Linked DNA regions of Homo sapiens: region 1 is linked to region 2. The links are chromatin loops, found by intact Hi-C in ENCODE. Cell type or tissue: IMR-90. All regions are shown on one strand. Each heading gives the region's core, and the rest is flanking DNA. Links, peaks and the distances in the headings are about the cores only. Region 1 overlaps LINC02160 (long intergenic non-protein coding RNA 2160). Region 2 has its middle 33 kb from the start of LINC02160.

Region 1 (13,197 bases), core at 2,032-10,031, 62 kb before region 2:
ATTTTTATTCCTAAAGTAATCTGCCTCTTTTTCTCAGATTGGTTTTAATATTTCTTATTTGTCTTTTATTTTCTGCAGTTTTTCTATGATGTTTAAATTGTGTATCTTTTTAATCCTAGTTGGGGTTTGGAGCTCTTTTTCAACCTGTGGATTGATGCCTTGCATCAGTCGCAGAAATTCCTCAATCATTATCCTTTCAGATAATACTATCCCAATTCTCTCTTCTCTGTTTAGGGCTCCAATTAAGCCTATGTTAGACCTACTCACTATATCCTCTAAATCTCCTATCCTATCTTTTATATTTCCTATCTTTTTGTCTTTCTGCTTTTTTTTTTATTCTGGATATTTTCTTCTGACTTATTTTCTATTTCACTAACACTTTCTTCAAATGTATCTAATCTGCTATCAAACCCATACTTAGAGTCTGATCTATTTACTAACTGGGTATAGAAAGGTCAAGGACCATTTTGGCTGTACTGGTGCATACCAGTGGAGTATTAACCTTGGTGATGTCAACCATTACCAAGGATTTAACTACTAATTGTATGTCAAAGACTCTGTAGCTTAATCTCTTCAACACATTCCTCCCTTTAGAACTCTAGACCCAACAAACAAATGCTTACTTAACATTCCCCCTAAAATTACTTCCAGGTATCTCAAACTTTACATGTTTAATATTAAACATTCTATTTCCCATTCAAATCTGCTGTTCCTTGCACCTTTCTGTCATCAGTAAATAGAATTCCCACCAATTTATATATTCTTGCCAAAGCCTATGAATGGTTCTTGATATATCCCTTTCTCTTATCTTTAATATCCAGTCTGTCAGAAATGTCATCTGTTCAATTTCCAAAATATATTTGAGTCAATTCACTTCTCTCCAACTTAACTGTCCTTCTACTAGCTAAGCTACAATCTCATTGTATCTTTTCTTTATCTGTTCTCTCTGTTTCCACTCTTGTCCTTTATTCAGTTGTTTCTCCATTCAGCATTTGAAGAGATCTTTGTAAAATCTTAAATCTCTGACTTTTAAAAACCCCTCTAGGATTTCAAATGCTTTCCCATAATACACAAGACAATACATGTCTATTACAATAGCCTGCTTCTCCAACTTCCTAAAAACTTTCTCTCACTATTTAGCCATACCTATTTTAGTTTTTTGAAGGTTGGTTTGTGTTTGTTTGTTTGTTTGTTTGTTTTGGCCTAAAACTCTCTTCTCCTCACTCTCTCTTTCTCTCTTTTAGGCTTTAGTTTATATTATTCTCATAGAAGACTTCCTCATAATCCAATTTAAAAAATGAGAGTTTCCCTGCACAAGCTCTTGCTTTGCCTGATGCCATCCATGTAAGACGTGACTTGCTCCTCCTTGCCTTCTACCATGATTGTGAGACTTCCCCAGCCACGTGGAACTGTAAGTCCCATTAAACCGCTTTCTTTTGTAAATTGCCCAGTCTTGGATATGTCTCTTTTTTTTAATTTAATTTTATTATTATTATACTTTAAGTTTTAGGGTACACGTGCACAATGTGCAGGTTTGTTACGTATGTATACATGTGCTATGTTGGTGTACTGCACCCATTAACTCATCATTTAGCATTAGGTATATCTCCTAATGCTATCCATTCCCCCTCCCCCCACCCCACAACAGTCCCCGGAGTGTGATGTTCCCCTTCCTGTGTCCATGTGTTCTCATTGTTCAATTCCCACCTATGAGTGAGAACATGCGGTGTTTGGTTTTTGTCCTTGCGATAGTTTACTGAGAATGATGATTTCCAGTTTCATCCACGTCCCTACAACGGACATGAACTCATGATTTTTTATGGCTGCATAGTATTCCACATTTTCTTAATATGTGCCACATTTTCTTCATAGTATGTGCCACATTTTCTTAATCCAGTCTATCATTGTTGGACATTTAGGTTGGTTCCAAGTCTTTGCTATTGTGAATAATGCCGCAATAAACATACGTGTGCATGTGTCTTTATAGCAGCATGATTTATAGTCCTTTGGGTATATACCCAGTAATGGGATGACTGAGTCAAATGGTATTTCTAGTTCTAGATCCCTGAGGAATCTCCACACTGACTTCCTCAATGGTTGAACTAGTTTACAGTCCCACCAACAGTGTAAAAGTGTTCCTATTTCTCCACATCCTCTCCAGGACCTGTTGTTTCCTGACTTTTTAATGATCGCCATTCTAACTGGTGTGAGATGGTATCTATCTCATTGTGGTTTTGATTTGCATTTCTCTGATGGCCAGTGATGATGAGCATTTTTTCATGTGTTTTTTGGCTGCATAAATGTCTTCTTTTGAGAAGTGTCTGTTCATGCCCTTCGCCCACTTTTTGATGGGGTTGTTTGTATTTTTCTTGTAAATTTGTTTGAGTTCATTGTAGATTCTGGATATCAGCCCTTTGTCAGATGAGTAGGTTGTGAAAATTTTCTCCCATTCTGTAGTTTGCCTGTTCACTCTGATGGTAGTTTCTTTTGCTGTGCAGAAGCTCTTTAGTTTAGTTAGATCCCATTTGTCAATTTTGGCTTTTGTTGCCATTGCTTTTGGTGTTTTAGACATGAAGTCCTTGCCCATGCCTATGTCCTGAATGGTATTGCCTAGGTTTTCTTCTAGGATTTTTTATTAGCAGTGTAAAAATGGACTAATACACCACAGCCCCAAGGATACTCATTCAAATTTATTCTTCAGTATTAAAAAATTAGTGCCAAAGAGTAAAGATCATGACATTTTTTTTCCCCACCACCATAAAACCAAGACCTAGTTTGTGTCTGGTACATGGTAGGAACTCATTAAATACTTGTTGAATGAGTGAATGATCTCCAAATGGCAAATTTTACTCTTCCAAAATTAAATTTCGTTCTCTGCTCCCTGTTATGTTCTTTTTGAAAAAAATTTTCTCAACCATAACTTTCCATGTCTGTTATAAGCCATTCATTAGAGTTTTTTGTCAGGTCAGCGCATATTTACAAATCTAGTTAGTTCTTATTTTTCCATTACAAACAAATGTTAGAACATCATTCTCCAAAACCCTATCTCAGAAACAGACAAATTTGCTTTTATTTTTGAAGTTTATTGTTTAGTTTAAATCAGATTTTCTAGATCTTTCCTTTTTACAATACAAACATGAATTCTGTTAACTGAGACTACTTGAAGCTACCCAGTTACCCAGTGTCAGTTTGTACTAACTATAGATTTTTAGACCAATAGCCCTTGTTTTCTCCATACATTTCTTGGAATTTTCTATTGCTTTTGGTATTAAGATTTTTTTTTTTTTGGTCAAAACACTGGGTTTGCCCACCTCCTCCTCCTCCTCCAACAAGATGCCAGAAAGAAAGAAGCATGAGTCATAGGAAAATGAAAGAGGAATGTCTCAAATATTAGGATGAGAAGACTGCTCTTCTCATCTAACAGATTCTCATTTCCTGCCCCGCGTCATTTCTTCCCATTGAAATAACAACTGTAATTCTAGTCATGGGTGTGTGAGTGTTTGTGAGGGTGGGTGGGAGGTCTTCAGAGGTCTCAATAAAAAAGAGAGAGTATGAAACTTTTGTTATTTCCTGTTTCTGAATATGTCTTTTGGTTAAGGATGTTGGAAGGGGTGAGAATCTTTGGATCTCTGTAGTGCTTGTAGTGGTGATGGGGAGTATTGAATGTTTCCAAGCCAGTACGGCACACTGAATAACTGGATCAGAGTTCTCTTTTGGTGGGAATAATATTAATAAATAATGGAAGGTAACTACATGTTGAAGACTTGTAGAGTAATCATGAGTTTCACCTTCTCATGCCAGGTGACTCTTCTTTATGGGTATAGTCCTGTATTTGGTCTTCTAGCTTCCATGTGAAACTAGTCAACTTCGAGAAGTTTTGATCTGTCTCAACAGAAATGAATCAGGGAGAGGGGAAACAAATAAATAAATGGTAGTTACATCAAGGTGGTATACTAAGTATTAAATACAAATTCTCAAAACTTTTACCCATTTTCATTTAAAAATATTTATTTATTATTTGTACTCTCATAGAAAAAAATAAAGATCTCTCAAGAGGTCTCTCAAGACATTTGCAAACAATAAGGTTTTGTTTTTTCATGAGCCAAGATGGATTTTGGTTTGTCCTGACTTTCCTTGAAGTAGTTGTATTTCAAATGATTAATTGCCTTGAGCTGCTTTTAAAAATTGTTTTCCTGCTTCTGTGATTTTTTTATTGTGACAAAATTTGAAGGAAGTAGTAGAAATAATATTAATTATTGAAGTTTCAAGAATTTCTTCTTTTTCCTTTCCTTTAGGAATAAAATTAAAATGTAAAAATCTTGGAATTTGGCATTAACCAGCTTAAAATTTAGTATGCTAAAAATAATAATATCAATTCAACATTATTCTATGAAACTTATACAAAATTTTGGAAACATGGTCTTTACAGATGCTATATATTTCAGTTATACAAGTTCAGAATTAAGTGTTTATGCCACGTTACATTTAGATTATAGAGTTACTTATATTTCCTCACCTTTCATATTTTATTAAAGAGATTCTCTGACTCTCTAGCCTCTAGTAGCTTTTGATAACAGTCCTTTCTCCCTAGGGAACCCAACCTCTCTTATTAATGAAGTCCAAATATGAGTCACCAATCCACATTCCCAAACACTATGCTTTTTAGGTGGCTCTTCGTACTCCTTTACCTCTGGACCAGGCTAATCAGAAGTGGAGGACTTCAAGTTAATAAGTCATGTTATAGAATTTTTTCTATTATAACTAGGGCTCAGTATTTTTTTAAAATCCTAAAATACCACTAAATATCTTTGGCCACATAAAAGACTAGATTTCCAGTTCAGAATGACAACAGATATAGGGCTTGACATATCAGGTACCAAATAATGCTGTGGCAAAGTTTGGATTTTTTTTGAAGATAGTAAGATGTATGCCAATCTGTAATATCACTTGCATTAATGGATTTCCGAGTACTATATAAATCGACGATTATTCTTATTAAGCAGTGCTAATATATTTTACAAACAAAAATTCTCCCCAGTTTTATCCCTTTATATGTGTCATATCAAAAGACTTAGTCAAAGCTGCTTTCTACTGCTTCTGATGTTATATGCTTCATAAAAGTGTCCCTGTGCTATGCTTCTAATGAAACTTTATTTTGTCTTGTTTTATGTAACACATTTGAAAATTCTATCTTTTAAAATACATTATTTTTATTGCTACAGGGGTATTATGTTATGATGCTTTCTTTTACAGTTTATTCTTGTATTGACTTTAGTTCCAAAAATAAATTAATTCATATATTACTTTTGGTAATACCTGAAAAAAATTAAGTTATTCACAAAATATTTGTGAATCCTGAATCAGTGTAAGTTCTATTCAATTACAGAAATAGTAATTGCATACCTACTAGCACTATCTGAAGTTATATAAAATGAGATTTTTGTTTTCTTATTTTTGCTTTTGCCTTCTTCCAGAGAGTATTGAGTTCCACGAGAGAAAGGCCTTTGTTGGTTCACTGCTGGATTGCTGGTTTCTATAATATTTCATGGCACATAGTAAACTGCCAATAAATATTTGCTGAATGAATTCACTTATTCAGAAAATATTTATTGAGTGTCTCTTGTATGCCACATATCTAGGCACTGAGGATAGAACAGTGAATGGGCCAAAGTCCTGACTTTTTGGAATTTATTTTCAAGTGGGAAGAGAGAGATTATAAAATACGTGACCCTGAAAATATATGTCATATGTCTGATGTTGATAGTGCCAAGAAGAAAAATAAAGCAGGACAAGGTGTGGGGAGAGAGAATTATTATCCTAGCTAAGGAATTAAGTGAAGGCCTCTCTGAGAAGGTGAAAAATGATTGAATGTTACTACTCCTGTGCCACTGCCACTGGTGATACTGAAGAAAGTGGAAGACCAGGTCTTAGACTCCAAGGTGAGTATAATATGATGATAAAGTCAGACATATTACCTATCATAAACATAATGTGCAATGATAGTGTCATACGTACATGCTATGGAACAGTGTCTGGAGAATGAAGCATAGCCACCTATTAGCAAGCAGAGTATATGGTGGTGGGGTGGAGGATGACTACAGTCTGAAAATGCAGAACTGATTCTAGGCTGTGAAGGTTCTGCCAGATCAAGGACTTTGGGCTTCAGTCAATAGCTGGTGGGTGACTAATGGTAGTCTTTAAACATGGAAAGGGACCAATCAGAGCTACATTCTAAAAACTAACTGGTAGCAAAATGGGTGGATTCGAGGGCATGAGATTGGGTCAGCTGATGTTTTGATAGAATTTGTGATCAAATATTACTTGAAATAACAGAACCTTAGTTGGGCCAAATCTTTTCTTCAAACAAAAGAATAGTGCTTCCAAGATTTTTGTTTTTATGGTCGAACCGGATTACCATATAAAGACATAAGAAAGAAAGAAATAATATTTCATGACAAACTAGCTGAGAAGGATCAAGAGAAAGGCAAGAATGAAGATTTATAATCTGGGATTTATAGAATAGCTGTAATTGGTACAGGGAAAACACCCAATTTATCTGGATATACTTGTGTTTCCCTATTTAATCCACATGGTGTCATTTTTTACATGTGTTTTCTCAGAGCAGTTATTTTCATTCACAGGCTGTGGTGATGACTCACTTCATTCCCTTTTGGGTATTAGAGGCTCTTATTTCATTCAGGAGATTTTCCGATTCACCAGACAGTGCATTAGACATTATTGTCTTGTTGGAATTTGGCTGGGGGAAAATACTTAAAGAAATATATCACTGTTGCTTGTACCACCCTCACAAACACATTTTATTTAGCAAAATCTGAACCTGATGAGGAATCCGTATTAGTTTGCTAAGGCTGCCATAACGAAGTACCATAGACTGGGTGGCTTAAATGAAAGAAGGTATCATCTCACAGTGCTGAAGGCTAGAAGGCTGAGATCAAGGTGTAGGCAGGGTTGGTTCCTGTTTTGGACATTGAGGGAAAGATACGTTCCAGCCCTCTCTCCTTGGCTTGTAGATGACATTCTTCTCCCAGTGTTTTCACATGGTCTTCCATCTGTGCAAGTCCCTCTGCACAAATCTGTGTCCAAATTTCCTCTTCTTGTAAGGACCCCGTGCTTAGGGTCTACTCTAATAACCTCATTTTAACTTAATTACCTCTTTAAAGGCCCTATTTTCAAATATGGTCATATTCTGAGGTACTAGGGGTTAGAACTTCAGCATATGAATTAGGAGGATGGGGAATTCAGATGATAATAAAGTCTAAATGTTTGGCTTTTTCTCTCCAGATACCCAGTTTCCCTAAAGTGACAATCACACCCAGTGACTGGCTGATGCAGTGCTATAAAGGTCTGTTCCACTTGCTGCAAATTCAGGACAATTCCGTAAAGCCATCCCAGCCCCAGAACTCGCTGTGCCATGAGCTGAGTTCTTTGTTATGAGAGTATCACAGCTCCCCTCTCTACCTAGTCCTACTTCCTCACTCCCTCATAAGTGTTGGGTCCTTATAAATTTGCCAAGGAACTCAACCTGTGACAACTTTAGTTCAATAGATTTGACCCTTTCCTTGCAAGGGAACTATTGGTTTCTTACTATTATTGTCAGTTGTCCTCATTAACAAAGTCATTTACTAACTGGCTGCAAATTACTGAAAATTGTTTGGAACGACAATTTTTCGTATAGACTTCAATGATTATTCTGGCTAAAGGTCATTTTTTTTCTCTGCACTTCTGTAGGACAGCCCTGTACAATTTAGTACTTTAATGGTGATTTGTATTTTTTGCTCATTCACATTTGTAAATTATTTAAGGTTGCACATTTCTTGAAAGTTGATATGCTTCTATCAGATTTTTTTCTGTTCTTCAAAATGTTTAACGTAGTTTCAGAGCTCTAGTTGGTACTTAAGGAATTTGGGAGCATACAGTAGTGTAGATACCCCAGAATTTTTAAATGAGAGTGTGGAATCTGAATTATAAAACTCATATTAGGGAAAGCCTACACTGGGAAAAGAAATTGCATATGTGGTATAAAATAAATAGAAGATCTGTGTTTGAATATTGACTATGCTGTTTACTCACTATGTGATCTTATAAAAGTTACTTACCCTCCCTGAGCCTGAGTTTTCTCATCCATAAAATAGGAATATTTTTAATAGCAATCTTATAAAGTTGCTGTGAATGTTAAATGAGATGCAGTATTAAATAAGATGCATGCAGTATTTAGCACATGATTCAATCATAAAATGGATATTACCTTCACACTTCAATATTTCTGAATTCATGATGCATCTTGTGATTAGTGTCAAAAGAAATTTGTCAATTTTACACAACGAAGTGGAGTGTGATACATTAATAGTTCTTAACGTCTATATGAGTGGACTTAGTCATCAGAGAAGATAACTATTCACCCAGTTACTTGCCTCAGTTAAACACCTTGTAGTTGTGACAGAACCTTAAATTTGGATACCTAATTATTATTTTAAGGTGTCCCCAAAAGGATTACATTATAATCCAAAGACATAGCTTTAACATAAATGGTTACAGTGGAGCAGATTGCCTATCATATGCCAAGTAATTCAAATAAAGATGATGGAAATTTTTAGATATTTTAGAATTAGCTGTATAACCTTAAAAATTAGAAAAAGTTGTATGACCAGTTGATGAATTATGAAAACCAAACTCTAAATCTAATCCTAAAGAAGCAATCAGACAAACCCAAATTGAGGGGCATCCTACAAAATAACTGATCTATGTTCTTCGAAAATGTCAGTGTCTGGGAAAGCAAAGCAAAGCAAAGCAAAGTTGAGGAACTTTTTAGAGTTAAGAGAGACTAAACCAGTATGACAACTAAATAAAATATATGGTCTGGATTGGATCTTGAATTAGAAAAAATAAAATTGCCATGAAGGACAAATTAGGACAATTGGTAAAATATGGTATTGACAATTTGATTATCATATTGCATCAATGTTAAATTTTCTGAATTTTCTTATTATACTTATTATATTATATAAAATTCTTAAATACTATAATTAATCTAATTATACTGACTTATTTAAGAGTTTTCCCAGGTTAAGTTCCTCAGCAAGTTTGTAAGGACTCAACACTTGTGAGGGAGTGAGGAAGTAGGATTAGGGAGAAAGGGGAGCTGTGATACTCTCACAACAAAGAACTCAGCTCATGGCACAGAGAGCTCTGGGGCTGGGATGGCTTTACGGAGTTGTCCTGAATTTAGGGCAAGTGGAGCAGACCTTTATACCACTGCATCAGCCAGTCACTGGGTGTACACTGCCCCAGGGAAGAGTACATGACATTCATCAAAGTGTGTCTCTTTAGCCAAGGATAATTTCCAGAAGGGGATTCAGCTGCAAGCTGTTCATTGCCAAAACTCTTCAGCTGATGGGGAAAATTAGTAGTTCAGTCCTAAAGAGGGAAGAGGAATATAGGTGTCAGACCACAGCATCCAATCTGGTTATCATATCTGTAATTTACTTTAAAATGATTCAGTAAGTAAAATGATGTGAGAACAAAGATAATACCAAAAATGCGGAAAAGCAAGAAAGATCTCAAATTAGCAAAATACGAAAAAACCGGTGAATCTGGGTGAAGTACTGTTTTCAGCTTTTCTGTAGGTTTAAATTTAAAAAGAAAAAGTTTTAAAAATGAAATTCCCAGGTGATACCAGTACACTAGCAGATTGGAGGACTGTGGAATGAAGTCATCTTTAGAATTCATCCCAGCTCTAGCATGAGGGAATTCTGTGACATGATCAGATTGGTTATGGTGCATTTGCTTTGGGCTTTTGAAGCCATGGAACCACAGCATATTTCCTACATGTTTGTTTTGTCCATAAGTTCTCAAACTTTAGTAAATCATATTGTTTAATTAAATGGGTTTGAGGGATTGTAATACCAACCCTGAATTTATAAATAAAGCTGTTCTTTTCTCTATTTTGATGAACAGTGGGCAAGTTTCTGTATTAAAGATCAATTATTATCCATTTGAAGAAAAACAAGGAAGCTGAGAATATTCAAGATAAATTTATTGAGATTATTAGATCTCACAGTTAATGAAATTGTGTTGTAATAGATACATACTGTCAATAGTTTATTGAAAAACTGCAAGCAAAGCAAATGTCTTTGCCTTTATTAAAAGTCAGGGGAAGATATAGCAGGCTCAAATATTTAATATTTATCTTTTTAATTGTGAAATCATCTTTGGGATATTTATTTATTATGAAATACATTTTAAAATATTGCTTAATTCTAAAATACGATTTAAAATAAACTATTTTTCTGTGGTTTTTACTGAGTCCTCATCTCACTAGGCTGGAATATTGATCCCAACCACATCTTGTTTTAGATGTGAGGATGGTCATGTCTTCCCACTCTGTTTTCAGTGTTACATCAAAAAGTCCCAATTCAAGGGCACTGAAGACAGTTATTTTCTTATTAAAGGTTTGCCAACTCCTTTCTTACAGGGATCTTGCTGAATGCTTTCAACAATCATTTTTAAGCATAGACTCTAGAGTCAGTCTCCCTGGATCTGAATTCCAGTTCTAACACGTAGCTATGTGCTCTTTGGAAAATTACTTAACCGCTCTGTGTCTTAGTTTCCTCATCTATAAAATACAGTACTTATAGAGTTAATAGTTAATATTACCTATGTTATAGAGTTATTTTGAAGATTAAATGAGTTACAATATGTAGAACACCAGGCATGTAATAAGTACTTAATAAGGATTAGGTATTATTATTGTCATCATTATTAGATATTTATACTGCATACTAGAATCATATGTTTTAACTTAGATCATTATTATTATGTTGATTTTATAAAAATAAAGATGCAGGTTAATTAAATGTTAATCTGAAATCGCCAAGGTCATCTAGCTAGTGAAGGAGGGGAGCTGGAATTCAAACTTCAAGCCCAATTTTCTTTACACTGTTGTGGACTCATGGGTGAGAGAATTCCAGTGTATTTTTTTGTCAGCCTCCTGGGACCAGCAGCAGATTATCATTTGGAATGGACTTAAATAGGCCCTGCCACCTCCAATGTGTTTTTACATGTAATCCTGCGTGCCACAGATGTAAGCATCTGGGGACTTTATTTCCTATCAGATTATAAATTATTGAGAGCACAGTCTAAGTCTTGTTGGTATTTGTGTCCCATGCACTGCTTAGTGCAATGCTTTGAAGATAATAGTTGTTCAGAAATTGTCAATAGCATTCCAGAACAAAATTACTATTGATTTTTAACATAGTTAGGCTGGGTGCAGTGGCTCATGCCTGTAATCCCAGCACTTTGGGAGGCCGAGGCGGGTGGATCACAAGGTTAGGAGATCGAGACCATCCTGGCCAACATGGTGAAATCCCGGCTCTACTAAAAATACAAAAAATTAGCTGGGCATGGTGGCATGTGCCTGTAGTCCCAGCTACTCAGGAGGCTGAGGCAGGAGAATCCCTTGAACGCGGGAGGCGGAGGTTGCAGTGAGCTGAGATTGTGCCACTGCACTCCAGCCTGGGCGACAGCGCGAGACTCCATCTCAAAACAAACAAACACACAAACAAACATAGCTGATGCTCGTGTCTTAGTTTTACATGTTGCTGTTCCGACATTTAGTAGGGATGCAATAGCCAAGACTCAAGCTTGCCACAAGGAATTAAACAATTTGAACTTTGCTTTGTCCACCAATAAAATTCATCCCATTATGGTTTTGTGTAAAACAAGCCTTATTCTCTGCCTATAGATTATTTCAAAATGTTAATTAGTGTGGGCAGACCTGATAATAATTTCCTGATTTGTAACTAGATCTTTTAATTTATCTAACCTTAAAGCTTTGTGTTATTCTTTTCTCCTTATGAACTTATTGCCATTTCAATCAAGCTTGTGCAATCGTCAACCCACGGGCCACATGCGGCTCAGGACAGCTTTGAATGCAGCCCAACATAAATTCGTAAACTTTCTTAAAACATTATGATTTTTTTTTTGCGTTTTTTTTTCTTTTAGTTCGTCAGCTATTGTTAGTGTATTTTGTGTGTATCCCAAAGACAATTCTTTTTCTTCCAGTGTGGCCCAGGGAAGCCAATATGGATATCCCTGATTTAGATGATAGTCCGCTTCTGACACTTCATTGAGCTTCATTTACCTAATCTGCCACAAGCAAAAGTTAGATTAGATGGCTTCTAAAATATGACTTTGTAAATTTTTGCTCTTTATAAGAAGATATTTGTATGTAAACCAGTTTATTTCCATACTAACCGAGATTGTCTCCTTTCAGAGTAACAAATCAGATTGCTATCCATTTGGCCTGGTCATTTGAGTCTTGCTGATTGGTCTATGAGAAACATGGCCAAAATTTTGAATCTGCTCTTTAGGGGGACATTTAGGTGAACTGGTATGAACTGATATTTTAGAATTGTGTCCAGTTGAATGTGTGTGTGTGTGTGGGGTGGGGGGGGGTTGCCACATTATCAGTTTTTCATCTAATTTTAATATTATTTGAAGGGTCCTAGTCAACTTTGTTCATGTATTTCTTCTTAAACACAATATAAACAGACCCATTATTAGGATTCAAACTTTGAACTGTATCCTTTCCTCCTTCCTTCCCAACTCCTTTCTCTGCCCCTACTCCTCCCTCCTTTCTTTCTCTCTCCTTCTTCCTTTTCTTCCTCTCCCTTCTCTGCCTTTCCTCTCCCCTCCACATACTTTCTCCTTCTTCCCTTTCTTCCTCCCTCCCTTGCTTACTCACTCCTTTCTTTCTTTCTGAGAAAGTTTAATGAGAATCCACTGTGAGGCACTTTTCTGAGGACTTAACAATTCAAGCCTTAAATAAGGTCTAGTCTTGTCCTCAGGTAGCTCTTAGACTCATAGGGCACACTGAAAAGAATAGATACTAATTATAAAATAAGTTGGTAAGTACAGCAATATGAAAAACAGTGCATTCTCATAGGGTTAGATATAGTTTAGGGTTAGGAAGCATTCCAAATGAGGTGATAGTTGGGTTGAGACTAGTCAGACAAGGATGGTCATGGTAACAATATATACAATATATCTACTATATATATACACAATATATATACACAATATATATAGAATATATACTGTATATATATAATGCATATATATACATATGTGTGTGTGTATATATATATATGTATGTATATATATATATATTTCCCTGCA
Region 2 (13,197 bases), core at 2,718-10,717:
GGAAGTGCTTTCTTAATATGTAGATGTAACTAATTTGTTTTTTGACAAGGGTGACAAGATAATTTAATAGAGAAGGATCCATCTTGTCAACAAATGGTGTTATGACAGCTTCATATCCATCTGCAAAAGATTAGAATTTTACTTCTTCTTTATACTATGCACAAAAATTACTCCAGTTGCATCATAGACCTAAATATAAGAGCTAAGACTACAAAAACATTTGAAGAAAGCATGGGAGAAAATCTTTATGACCTTGAGTTAAGTAAAGCATTTTTAGGTACAATACAAATGCACAAGTGAAAAAAAGAAAAACATATAAATCAGACTTCATCAAAATTAAAGACTTGTGCTTCAAATACCCATCAAGAATGTGAAAATATTTTTGTTTCATATATTTGATGAGAGGCTTGTATCCAGAACATATAAAGAATGCATGTAACTCAACAATAAAGACAAATAACCCAATTAAAATGAATAAAGGATCCGAATACCTATTGCTCCAAACAAGATAACGCAAATGGACAATAAGCATGTGAAAACATGCTCAACATCGTTAACTATTAGGGAAACGCATACCAAAATCATGAGATAGTACTTCACACCCACTAGGTTGGCAATAATCAAGAAGATAGATAATAGCAAGTGTTGGTGAGGATATGGAGAAATTGGAATCTTCATTACATTGCTAGTGGCGATGTAAAATGGTTTGGCCTCTTTGGAACACAGTTTGCCATAAACATAGAGTTACCATATGACCCAGTAATTCCACTCCCAGGTTATACCCAAGATAAATTAAACATATCTTCAAATCTCAAACCATATCTAAACTTCGATATCTAAAACATATCAAAAACTTATTCATAAATGTTATAACAGCATTATTTATTATAGCCATAAAGTGGAAACAACCCAAATGTCCATCAACTGATAAATAAATCAAATATGGCATAACCACAAAATGGAATATTATTTGGCAATAGAAAGGAATGAAGTACTGACGTATACTACAACGTAGATGAACCTTGAAACTTTATGCTAAGTGAAAGAAGCCAGTCACAAAGGACCCCATACTGTATGGTAAATTCAATATAGGCAAATCCATAGAGACTGAGAGTAGATTAATGATTACTAGAAACTGAGAGAGTTCGAGGAAAATGGAGAGTGACAGCTAATGTATATGGAGTTTATTTTTAGGGAAATAAAAATGTTCCAAAATTGATTGCGGTAATGGTGGCACAACTCCGAATAAACTAAAAATTACTTAATTATGCCCTTTAAAATGATGAATTTTATAGTGCATAAATTATCTCTTAATTTTTAAAATCCATAACAATAATATTTGCAAAATTATTTTTGCTGTGTTAGGTGCCATATTCATTCACAGGTTCCAGGAGTTATGATGTAGATATATTTGTGGGAGCCATTATTCTGTCTCCCTACTTAGATTGTATGGAAGTAGCTGCAACTGTAATAGTCAGACCTGGCTAGACCTTGCTGTCCTCTGTGAGTAGCAATGCAGCTCTAAAGAGTATACGTCTACAAATAAAGACAGTCAGGATGATACACTTCTTAGCAGATAGCATGGAAAGATGAAGACAGAAGGCACTATTTCCTACTCCCTTTTCTCTCCCAACAGTCGGACATAATGATACCACAAAAGGCCCTTTGTCTTAGTCATATCTTTGTTATGGTGTCTTTTTCCCTCAATGCTTTAAAGTTTTAAGTAAACTCTCCTTTTTCATATTTCCTTGTTACTTATGTTGTTTAGAAAGATCTCCCCTACATCAACATCAAAACTATTCCCCTAATTTTTTCCATTATTTTATTTTTCTTTTAAATATATAATGTGTGTGAGATTCTTTTTGTCAGTAATGTGAGACGGGTATGCCTTTGTTTTCTTTTAATTGGATAGCCATTTATTCCAGCATCATTTGTTAAATAAACAGTTTTTTTCTCTCTGAATTAGAGATCTTAGCCATATATTACATTCCATATTACCCCTATCTATTTCTGGACTCTGTCTTGTGTTTCATTGATAGCTGTCATTTTCAAGAATAAGAGCCTAATGCAGAAAAATAATTACATAATTAAAACTTCTATTCTGCTACACAGTTTGACACTGAACAATTAGAAAGTAAAGCAGTTTGGGCCATTTTTCTTTCCTGCTATTAACATAGGCCTTATTTGTGTAGTCCAGTTCACACTAAATGCAAAGCAAGATTGTGTATACACAATCTTTTAAGTATTTGCTCAAAGAGCTGGCTGATAATGTAAACACTACCTGAAATGTACAGATTGAAAGACACTGGGGCCGGGCGCGGTGGCTCACGCCTGTAATCCCAGCACTTTGGGAGGCCGAGGCGGGCGGATCACGAGGTCAGGAGATCGAGACCATCCCGGCTAAAACGGTGAAACCCCGTCTCTACTAAAAATACAAAAAATTAGCCGGGCGTAGTGGCGGGCGCCTGTAGTCCCAGCTACTTGGGAGGCTGAGGCAGGAGAATGGCGTGAACCCGGGAGGCGGAGCTTGCAGTGAGCCGAGATTGCGCCACTGCACTCCAGCCTGGGCGACAGAGCGAGACTCCGTCTCAAAAAAAAAAAAAAAAAAAGAAAGACACTGAGAAGCTCCTCTGCTTAAAAATATCTTCCTTACTGACAAGCAGCCTGGCCTGAAATAGCCACCATTAGAGTTACTCTCTTATAATAAGTGTACCACATCTAGAAGTTTCTTATATGAAAAGTTGAACACAAATCTATGGGCATCTACCACCATGTTAGACTTGAAATGATAGCTTTGATGGCATTATGAAATGCAAACCATTCCATTCAGTATATTTTCTTAGCATCATTAAATATTGAAGGAGATGGGGAAAGGTTTCCCCCATGACTTAATCTCTTACTAGAAGAAAATGTGTTTCTCATGAATATATTATCCTGGAAAGAAATCTCAGGGGGAAGGTTCGCGTGTATCAGTGACTCTTGATTTAGCTTTGCCATTTTTTGTTGTTGTTGTTAGCTTTGTAGGCTTTGCTATACTTCTTGACTGTTGCTTATTTAGAAGCATAATAAAGAAACTTGATTTTTTCCTCCCTGAGACTGCCTGCTTTCAGGATCAGTTTATCTTTCTTCTACTGAAAGCTAAGATTTGAGCTCATATAAATGATTTATTAATTGGAATTTGAGTTATCTTGAAGAGAAGCCTACTGTTTAAAACCATTAGCATTTTCTCCCCTCAACCCATTTCATTGAAGGGGCATTCAGCAAGGTTGTAATTTACGCAATGACCCTGAATTTACTCTGTGCTTTGCTTTCTGTAAATGTTATATGTTATAATGTGGTAAGACAGAAGTAGCCAAGTTACATTAAGAAGGAATGTATCCTGAACAAATTAATTAGAGTAACAATTTTCCTTTTGAGGTTTCTTAGTCTCTTGGAGCTCTTAAGAGTATCTGTAAGGAGACTAGTCTATATTTAGTAATTACTGATTATTTAACATGAGATTTCAATAGATAATTTTCTCTTCATGACTTTTTCTTAGTCACTTCAAGGGATGATATGTTCTCTATAGATGTTTTTCGATAGTAATTTTATTTTTGTTCTCATCCAATAACTGAAATCATTTGAGCTTTCTTCTTATCCTGGACCCTTTTTTATATCACTTTAAGTGAAATGATAGGTAGGAGGGCAGTCATATTTGGAAAACAGAAAAAAAGCTAAGATTGAGCCATACACATAATTGTAAGGCAATATTTGTCTGTGTTTATCTGTTTATTGACCTGTGCAAAGATACAATTAAAAAGCTGTTTATTAAAATGTTTTTTAAATCAGCTTTAAATATGTCTGTGTGTTTAAATGTATTATTCTGTGAGTAGAAGAAAAACATTTTTCTCAACAGTTTTTAGATGTATTATCTCCCACTGAAGAAAGACATGGAAATATTGGAATTATGGACCACCACAACAAAAACCTGATAGTGTGTGGCTTCAACCTTGACTCAGTTCAGAATTTCAACTACTTTGGTTGTTTTTATTTGATCAAATAGATGCCCAGATCCAATGCATTTATGGATAGCATAAATGAGTTGACCTGATTTCCTTAGTCTGAGGAAACCTTTATCAGAAATAGTGATAACATCATGAACTGGAATGAGAAATAACATAAAACATTTAGCAGAAAGATTAAAATCGGAGAACTACACCACTGACAGTAAAGACATTTCAAGACTAGTTTTATTAACTACTTAGTGTAAATCAAAGACTACAGAATAATTGTGTAATTATTTCTCAGAGCTGCTGTGTTTATTTTCATACAAAACATAGAAAAATACCACGTAGACAAAATATTTCATTTTAGTCAGCGTATAATGGCAGCTTGACATTTTTTCCAAGGCAAACATGACTTCTAATCTTAGATAGCTCTTCCCCTTGGTGATAAGCATAACTTCCCACCTCATTCTAGTTGATTTTGTAAAACAAGCAAACAGTTTTTAAACTGCCCAGTAGTGACTCTAACACATGTACCCTATTCATCGGATTATTTTATAAATATTCTAAATTTATTAAAATGCTTTTCTATGAACTTATTCTATATACTGATAATTTCTAATGTGAAAAATCTCAAATTTTTGCCACTAAAGAGGAAATATTTTCTATGTTATTGTTTTAAGAAGTGCTTCCTCAAAACAATAGAATGCTGGTTACCAGAGGCTGGGAGGTGGGAGGAATGGGGATGATAATCAAAGGGTAAAAAGCCACAATTAGATAAAAAGAATGATTATGATTTTTTAGATCTATTGCACATAATGGTAAATATAGCTAATAATTGATTACTGTACATTTCAATATCTTGAGAGTAGATCTCAATCTTATGACAAAAAAATGCCAAATATTCCAGGTGATGGATAGGTTAATTAGCTTGATTTAATTATTTCATATTGCATTAAAAATAATAGCCTCACTTTGTACCCCATAAATATATACAATCATGGTTTGTCAATATATAATATAATAATACTAATAAGTGCTTTCTCAACTTTTTTGGCATATGGTAATAATATAGGTCATCAATTATCTATTACATTTATGATTGGGTTGTATTTAAACAGTGATTTGAATGAGTGTTAAATTTTGCCATTTTAAATGCAACCAGGGAAATAAGTACCATTTTGCAAATGATTTTTTTTTTTTTTTTTTTGAGACAGAGTCTCACTGTCTTGCCCAGGCTGGAGTGTAGTAGTGCGATCTCAGCTCACTGCAACTTCCACCTCCTAGGTTCAAGCAATTCTTCTGCCTCACTCAGCCTCCCGAGTAGCTGGGATTACAGCTGTGTGCCACCATGCTCGGCTAATCTTTGTATTTTTGGTAGAGATGAGGTTTCACCATGTTGGCCAGGCTAGTCTCAAACTCCTGACTTCAGGTGATTTACCCACCTCGACCTCCCAAAGTGCTGGGATTCTAGCTGTGAGCACCATGCCCAGCTGATTTTGTGAGGTTAGAACTCTTGCTATTTCAATGCTCACCACACAAGTGTTATACTGTTGAATATTTGCTTGTCTTATGACTATACACACGACATATACACAAGCAAAAATATGTAACTGATTTAAATTTTTGTGTTAAATAAAACAAGAAGGTATTTTGTCCACTCTTCTATGAATTATTTTTACTTAAATAAAATGAGTCAATACAAATAGAGATTCATTATGACTACAAAGTAACTAAATCAGTTTTAGAATTGTTCAATCTCATTATGTAACAGTCCCATTATGTATATATAAGTTAAATATAAATTTTAAAATTCCTAGAAAATTGTAATAAAAATTTACTAGTCAAGGAGCTAACATTCTCTACTATATTGAAGGAGTAACTTTGTTTTCAGATTCTATTGAATCTAAAATTCTTTCTATTAAAAGATATACCTGGCTGGATGCGGTGGCTCATGCCTGTAATCCCAGCACTTTGGGAGGCCAAGGCAGGCGGATCACGAGGTCAGGAGTTTGAGACTAGCCTGACCAACATGGTAAAACCCTGCCTCTACAAAAATTCAAAAATTAGCTGGACATGGTGGTGCACATCTGTAGTCCCAGCTGTTCAGGAGGCTGAGGCAGGAAAATCACTTGAACTGGGGAGATGGAGGTTGCAGTGAGCTGAGATCACGCCACTGCACTCCAGCTTAGGCAACAGAGTGAGACTCAGTCAAAAAAAAAAAAAAAACAACACCCAGAGATATACCTCATGTACTACCAAAAAAAATCTAATTAAACTGTAACATAATACTTTCTTATTGCTTCAGATTTTTATTTTATACTTGCCAAAAGAATTATTTTAGACTCATTTATATGTGGATTTTTAAATAATTACTTCTGAGCACTCAAGCAAAAAGAAAATTTAAACAGAATGCATTTATTATACTTGTCAAACATCTTTGCATTCAGAGTTCAATTCTTCTGAATCACTTTTAAACTCAAATTGTCAGTATCTGTTTTTCATACATATTATCTCTTCTATCATCAAGAACATTAGTGCTATAGCTGTTCCTAAAATATTAATCCAGTATTATCTGTAGTATTTTCTTTCAAGTCACTAATACTCATCCAATCTGCCAGTTTTGAAACTGGCATTTTCCTGTCTTCTAGAATATTTCAGTGAAAGGTTTTTTTTTTTTGACAATAACCAATCTTGATATTCCTTCCTCAAATTATAAAGTTGTAGACATTAATTAAGATCAAGGCATTGCAACTGTCTGGTCATGTGCAAGAATATAAACCTAGTTCACTCCTTCAGTGACAGCCCCAACATGACTGCTCCCTGGATAATAGAGAATATAAGATGCCACCTATTTAAGACAAGTCTTAAGTTCAGAAATGTTAAAATATAGAAAAATGTGTATTTTAGAATTAATGAAATGTGGCATTAACATTGTTAAATTTTTCTATAATTGCAATAATTTAAAAAGTTTTAACAAAACTTTATATGCCACATTATCACTATATTATCTGGAGCACCTTGTGTGAATCTTTGCTATATAAACAAGAAGCAGCTTAATTGCAAAACAACATCTGTATTTCCATATCCTTTTTATGAAAGGATATGGAACAGATGTTCACTGGGAACTGACAATCTATGGAGGCAAAGGGGAATAGTTCTAGGGATTCAGAGTCATTCAGGAATAGGAGTTTTTCCTTTATTATACTCCATGGAAAACACAGTGTCACAATTTCAGGTTAATGTCTGAAATGTTAGACATAGAATTCAGAATTGGATGGCAAGGAAGTTCATCAAGACATAAAACAAGTTGAAACCCAATCCAAGCAAAACAGTAAAACGATCCAAGAGTTAAAAGATGACATAACCATTTTAAGAATGAAGCAAACTGAAATTTCAAAGATGAGGAATTTACTACAGGAGTTTCAAAGTACAATTGGAAGCAAAAACAACAGAGTAGACCAAGCAGAGGAAAGAATCTGAGAGCTTGAAGACCGCTCCTTCAAAACAATACAGGCAAACAAAAATGAAAAGAATGTAAAGAAATGAACAAAACCTCCAAGCAATATGGGATTGTATAAAGAGACCAAATCTGTGACTCATTGCCATTCCTGAAAGAGGAGAAAGAGCAAACAACTTGGAAAACATATTTGAGAATATAGTTCATGAAAATTTTCCCAATTTGCTAGAGAGGTCAACATACAAATTCAAGAAATTCAGAGATCCCCTGTGTGATACTATACAAGACAACCATCCCCAAGATGTATAGTCATCAGATTCTTCAAGGTTATTGTGAAAGAAAAATGTTAAAGGCAGCTAGATGGAAGAGGCAGGTCGCTTACAAAGGGAGCTCCATCAGGCTAACATCAGATCTTCAGAAACCTTACAAGTCAGAAGAGATTGGGGGCCTATTTTCAGCATTCTTAAAGAAAAGAAATTCCAACCAAGAATTTCATATCTCACCAATGCTTCATAAGCAAAGGAAAATTAAATTCCTTTCAGATAAGCAAATGCTCAGGGAATATATTACCGCTAGATTTGCCTTACAAGCGGTCTTAAAGGGAGTACTAAACATGGAAATAAAAGAACAGTACTTGCCACCAAAAAACACTTGAATACATAGCCCATTGTCAATATAAAGTAACTGCACAATCAAGTCTACATAATAACCAGCTAACAACATGATGACAGAATCAAATCCTAACATATCAATATTGGCCTTGAATGTGAATGGGCTAAATGCCCCACTTAAAAGGCTAGGTACAAGCTGGATAAAGAACCATGACCCAATTGTCTGCTGTCTTCAAGAGACCCATCTCACCAGTAACTACACCTATAGACTCAAAGTAAAGGGATGGAGAAAGATCTATCATGCAAACAGAAAACAAAAAAGAGCAAGAGTTGCTATTTTTGTATTAGATAAAAAAGACTTTAAAACAAGAGTGATCAGAAAGGACAAAGAAAGACATTGCATAATGATAAAGGATTCAATCCTAAAGAAGAGCTAACTATCCTAAATATGTAGGCACCCAATACTGAGGCACCCAGATTCATAAAACAAGTTCTTAGAGATCTGTGAAGAGATTTAGACAACCGCACAATACTTTTAAATATTTAAGTACTAGAGTTTTCCACATTAACAGGAATTTTTAACAATTCTGAAATGATTTAGCAGTGGAATTGGTTACAACCTTATGTTCACCATTCTGTTTTAGGGATTGATTGAAAAATCTCAGATAGTCAACAGATACTGAATTTCTCAGCATACTTAATTTCTTGTTTTGGAACCATTTCTTGATTTGTACATAACATCTTAATCTTATGATGCATCCTTTTGAATCAGCAATCAAATGTCCCCTGAGCTGGACTTTGGTTTCAGTGACCTCTGCGAAGGCAATCACAGCATATATAACACGTTGGATATAGCTGTTTAAAAATTACTATCTCTTTGGTTGTTGAAATTTCTTTCACATTGATTCTTCACCTTGTTTTTCCTTTGACATTGTACCTCTCTCAGTGGGCCCCCAAGTGTTCCTCACATAGGACATTGCTACAACTGGCTCAAAAACAAACAAACAAACAAATAAAAAAAACCTTTGTTTTTAGACTGGCTTTCAAATAAGAATTCCCTATAGAGAGATTTTTAGACTCTTTCCTCTCCTCTCTCACCTTCCCAGCTCTTGCTGATATGACACTAAGATTGTGTATCCTTGGAGTGGCATTCAGATCATGAGGAATTAATGAGTATTTGGGACCCAGATTTATTAAATTAGACCAGAATTCAAATAATAAAAGTTTCTCAACATAATTCATTGAAATCTTTATAATTATGTGCTACTCTACTCCTTACAAAAGAAAAAAAAATAGCCAAACCTGTGTTAGTCAGTTCTAGTAATTCTTGTCCATTTAACAATCTCTAAAACCACAGTAGTATATCACAATAAAATCTTATTTATTGCTTATATACATCCTTGCAGTCTGCGAGGTCCTTGTTCCATGCCTTCCAGAAGCCAAGTTCCTTCCATTTGTGTAGCTTTATCTGTTTCTCATTTCTTGGAGTCCTCTTCATTCAGGATTAGGGAATTACATGAGATACAATTTTATAAGCTGGGCCTGGAACTGTGCACATCTCTTTTCTTCACATTCCATTGAACTAAACTCAGTCATCTGGTTACACCTAACTGCAATGGAGACTGGAAAATGTATTCTAGCCTTATACCCAGGAATAAGAGAAGAATATGGATAATTATGAGCACCAGCTCTCTCTGTCTCAGTAAATTTTGAGTAGGCTATTTAGCAGTACTCCAGATATACCCTCCAAATTTGTTGAAAATGTTCAAACAAAATATGTTATTCAAATACAGGTATAGATGAATAAATATGAATGTATTATAGATTCAATCTTGTTGATTGAAGCTTTATTTAATATCTGAGAAAATTAGAATTAAAATGATAATCTATCACTGAAATTATCAAGAGAAAATATATAGAGAGGATTTCACATAATAAATGCATCACTTTAAGGGAATACATGATTTTGTTCAATATGTAGTTCCATGTTTAAAGATTCTTTAAGGGGTTATAGAATTTAACAACAGATTTAAGAGAAACAAGGGGCGTGGTTTTAAAAATCAACTTTTGATTATTCAAGATCTGATTACCTGTTTAGTGTATTCCAGAATACTCAATTTTCATCATATTTGTTCTAATACCTCCAGTAGCTATTTTATGAATTATATATGTCTCCCCTGGAAAAGAGAAAGGACAGAAAATTCAAACATTTAATATAGTTACAAAGGAGTTTTAGAAATTGCCAGTCTCTGAAATGGTGTTTGTTAAGATTATCCTACTGTCCATGGCAATGATCAGTATTAGCCCTAGTTTTCAGTACCCTAGTGTCAATGAGGTATGAGTGAAGGCCAAAAGCAGATGTTGTCCTGAAGACCATGTCTTGTCATACATCATGACAGACTTGATTTTCTCAGTCATTAGTTCAAGGGAGCAGGGTTAAACAATTTAGTTTTACATTAAGACAAGCTTTTGGCGTACACTGCACTCTTACTTGCTTCTTAGGAATCAGGAATGTTCTCTGTTCATCAGTTCTCATTTATCTTTTGTTTCTCTTTCTCATTGTTCTTGCTTTCAAGTGATAGGATAGAGGTTAAATATTAGTGAGGACAGAGATAGACATATCATTCTTTAAATATTTGTTTTTGAATGGCGATCATTAAAAAGTCAAGAAACAACAGGTGCTGGAGAGGATGTGGAGAAATAGGAACACTTTTACACTGTTTGTGGGACTGTAAATAGTTCAACCATTGTGGAAGTTGGTGTGGCGATTCCTCAGGGATATAGAACTAGAAATACCATTTGACCCAGCCATCCCATTACTGGGTATATACCCAAAGGATTATAAATCATGCTGCTATAAAGACACATGCACACGTATGTTTATTGTGGCACTATTCACAATAGCAAAGACTTGGAACCAACCCAAATGTCCCACAATGATAGACTGGACTAAGAAAATGTGGCACATATACACCATGGAATACTATGCAGCCATAAAAAATGATGAGTTCATGTCCTTTGTAGGGACATAGATGAAGCTGGAAACCATCATTCTCAGCAAACTATCGCAAGGACAAAAAACCAAACACTGCATATTCTCACTCATAGGTGGGAATTGAACAATGAGAACACGTGGACACAGGAAGGGGAGCATCACACACCGGGGACTGTTGTGGGGTGGGGGGAGGGGGAAGGGATAGCATTAGGAGATATACCTAACGCTAAATGACGAGTTGGTGGGTGCAGCACACCAACAGGGCACATGTATACATATGTAACAAACCTGCACGTTGTGCACATGTACCCTAAAACTTAAAGTATAATAATAATAAAAAAAAGAAAAAATAATGGGTGATTCCTCTAAATAGATGACTAGCTTTTTCTTTCTCTTACCTTTTTTAGTGTTTTCTATATAGATAAGGTTGGCTGCACTAGTAGGCAGAGCTTGAGTATTATTCTTTCGGAGGACAGGTATCTCCTGTCTGACCTGGCATACAGTGATTTGAGGCAAAACAAAATTTTGTGCGTAATTTGATTCTCAGGGTGTCTAGAAAATCTTTTAGTTGAAGGTTTCTGAGCAAATGAACAATCCTCAGTTCTTTGAACTATGATAAATTCTGAGAGAAGCTCATAGAACATTCATTATTCCCAGGTTATATTTTTCCATCTTGGATAGTACTAGAAAGCCTTTTCCCATGAATTCAGGAATGGAATAAGATTATGTTGTTTGAAAGTGCAGTTTTTTAATTAGAATGTAATCACCAGGACTTCTTTTTGTAGAAAAGATGGTTAAGTGTGATGCATTCTAAAGGCTCTCTTTCCAACAAATTCCTATCACCAGCCTATCTTATGCTTGAAATTGATTGTATCAGGTTGAAGCTTTGCATCTCCAGAAGTCTTCTTTAAACACAGTCACAAAAGAGATAGTAATATCAGTCATTAAAAGAGTTATTAGAAGAACATTATTTCTAGAAGAAATTGGATAAGAGAATAACTAGCTGAGCATTTCAGATATATTAATCAATTGAATAATTCATGCTCAGTCAAACTATTTATTATGAATCAGCTATGTATCTGCCACTGTGATAGGTTCTGGTTATACACACATAATTGAGACACTACTGCTGACTTCAAGGACTTACAGTCTAGTAGGCAAGACTGACAAGTAAACAAATAACTATCATACATTGCAAATCCCCCTAAAGCCTGTGAAGTGGGTAAGGTTTTCCCCATTTCACAAAAAGAGCACTTTTTTGCTGCCCAAAGGAAATAATCCTATTGAATAAGTAGTGTCCCCAGTAAGGAGGCAGAAGTAGCATAAAGTACCTGGAAATTAATAGGTGCCCAGGAAATATCTGTGCATGACCTCTTCTATATCATGCTTTCAAGGATCAGTTTTGCCTACCACTTAAGAAAATAGAAAAGGATTTATATGACAGTATTTCAGTTTTTCTGTTTATAAATTGGACACTCTAATTCTGTAGAATAGAGTCAGAAGTGAGATTTAAATATCTAACAGTCTGTATAGCGTGGACACTGACCACGCAAAATAGACACAGCTATAGCACTGAGGCAGAGTCCTGTACGTCCTGTGCTGTGAATATACCTTTATTCATTGGACACTGGGGATCACTAGAATCCTGAGGGAAGGACCTGGGAGACTAGGGTGGTGGTGAATCACCTGGAAAACTTCAGATAGCGGCTATTTGCCAACTTATACAAACATATTTAAATATTTTAACAACAGGTTTAGCCATTCTAGTGCGTAGGGATGAATGTGAGCTCTGAAAATAGCTATGCTCTGGAGAAAGAATAAATGATACTGTGAAGTAGAGAAGTTACAGTTATTGTAAAAATTGATGCCACTAAACTAAAGCCAAATTTCTTTTTGGCATCTGGATTACTTTATGATGTGGCAGGATATAATCATTTCTTATTCTTTCCCCCTCCTACATACTGCTGATGCTAAGTTGTGGGTGAATTTAGCTAAGATCTAGAGGCTCCTTTCTTCTGCCCAGCCCCAACTCATGGGACCGAGGCTGTACCTTGGTTGTGGTACTGTTGAGAATACTGGAGCCTTCATTAGCCTAGGTAATTCTCAGACCTACCTTATGGTCTGAGAGTTTCACAGTGAGAGAAACAA

What was found. Peaks named below come from ENCODE experiments on the same cell type or tissue, not always from the same donor. Only the 100,000 strongest peaks of a DNase experiment are listed, where the experiment ranks them.
Region 1: it touches region 2 in a loop (2.1-fold over the local background); 2 of 110 quality-filtered maps call a loop at or near these places.

The regions. Positions count from the first base shown.
Region 1 is chr5:33,251,714-33,264,910 of GRCh38, reverse strand. It overlaps LINC02160 (long intergenic non-protein coding RNA 2160), which reads right to left. Exons shown (of 4, transcript NR_147008.1): 4 at 9,358-9,435. It overlaps LOC124900637 (a long non-coding RNA gene), which reads left to right. Exons shown (of 2, transcript XR_007058725.1): 2 at 1,245-1,443. Among named protein-coding and RNA genes, the nearest start is that of LINC02160, 29 kb to the right of the region's middle. In IMR-90, for the core only: a CTCF peak has its summit at 6,589; DNase peaks (open chromatin) are centred at 3,420 and 6,660.
Region 2 is chr5:33,190,177-33,203,373 of GRCh38, reverse strand. No RefSeq gene overlaps it. Among named protein-coding and RNA genes, the nearest start is that of LINC02160, 33 kb to the left of the region's middle. In IMR-90, for the core only: no CTCF peak of the experiment used is centred there; a DNase peak (open chromatin) is centred at 7,443.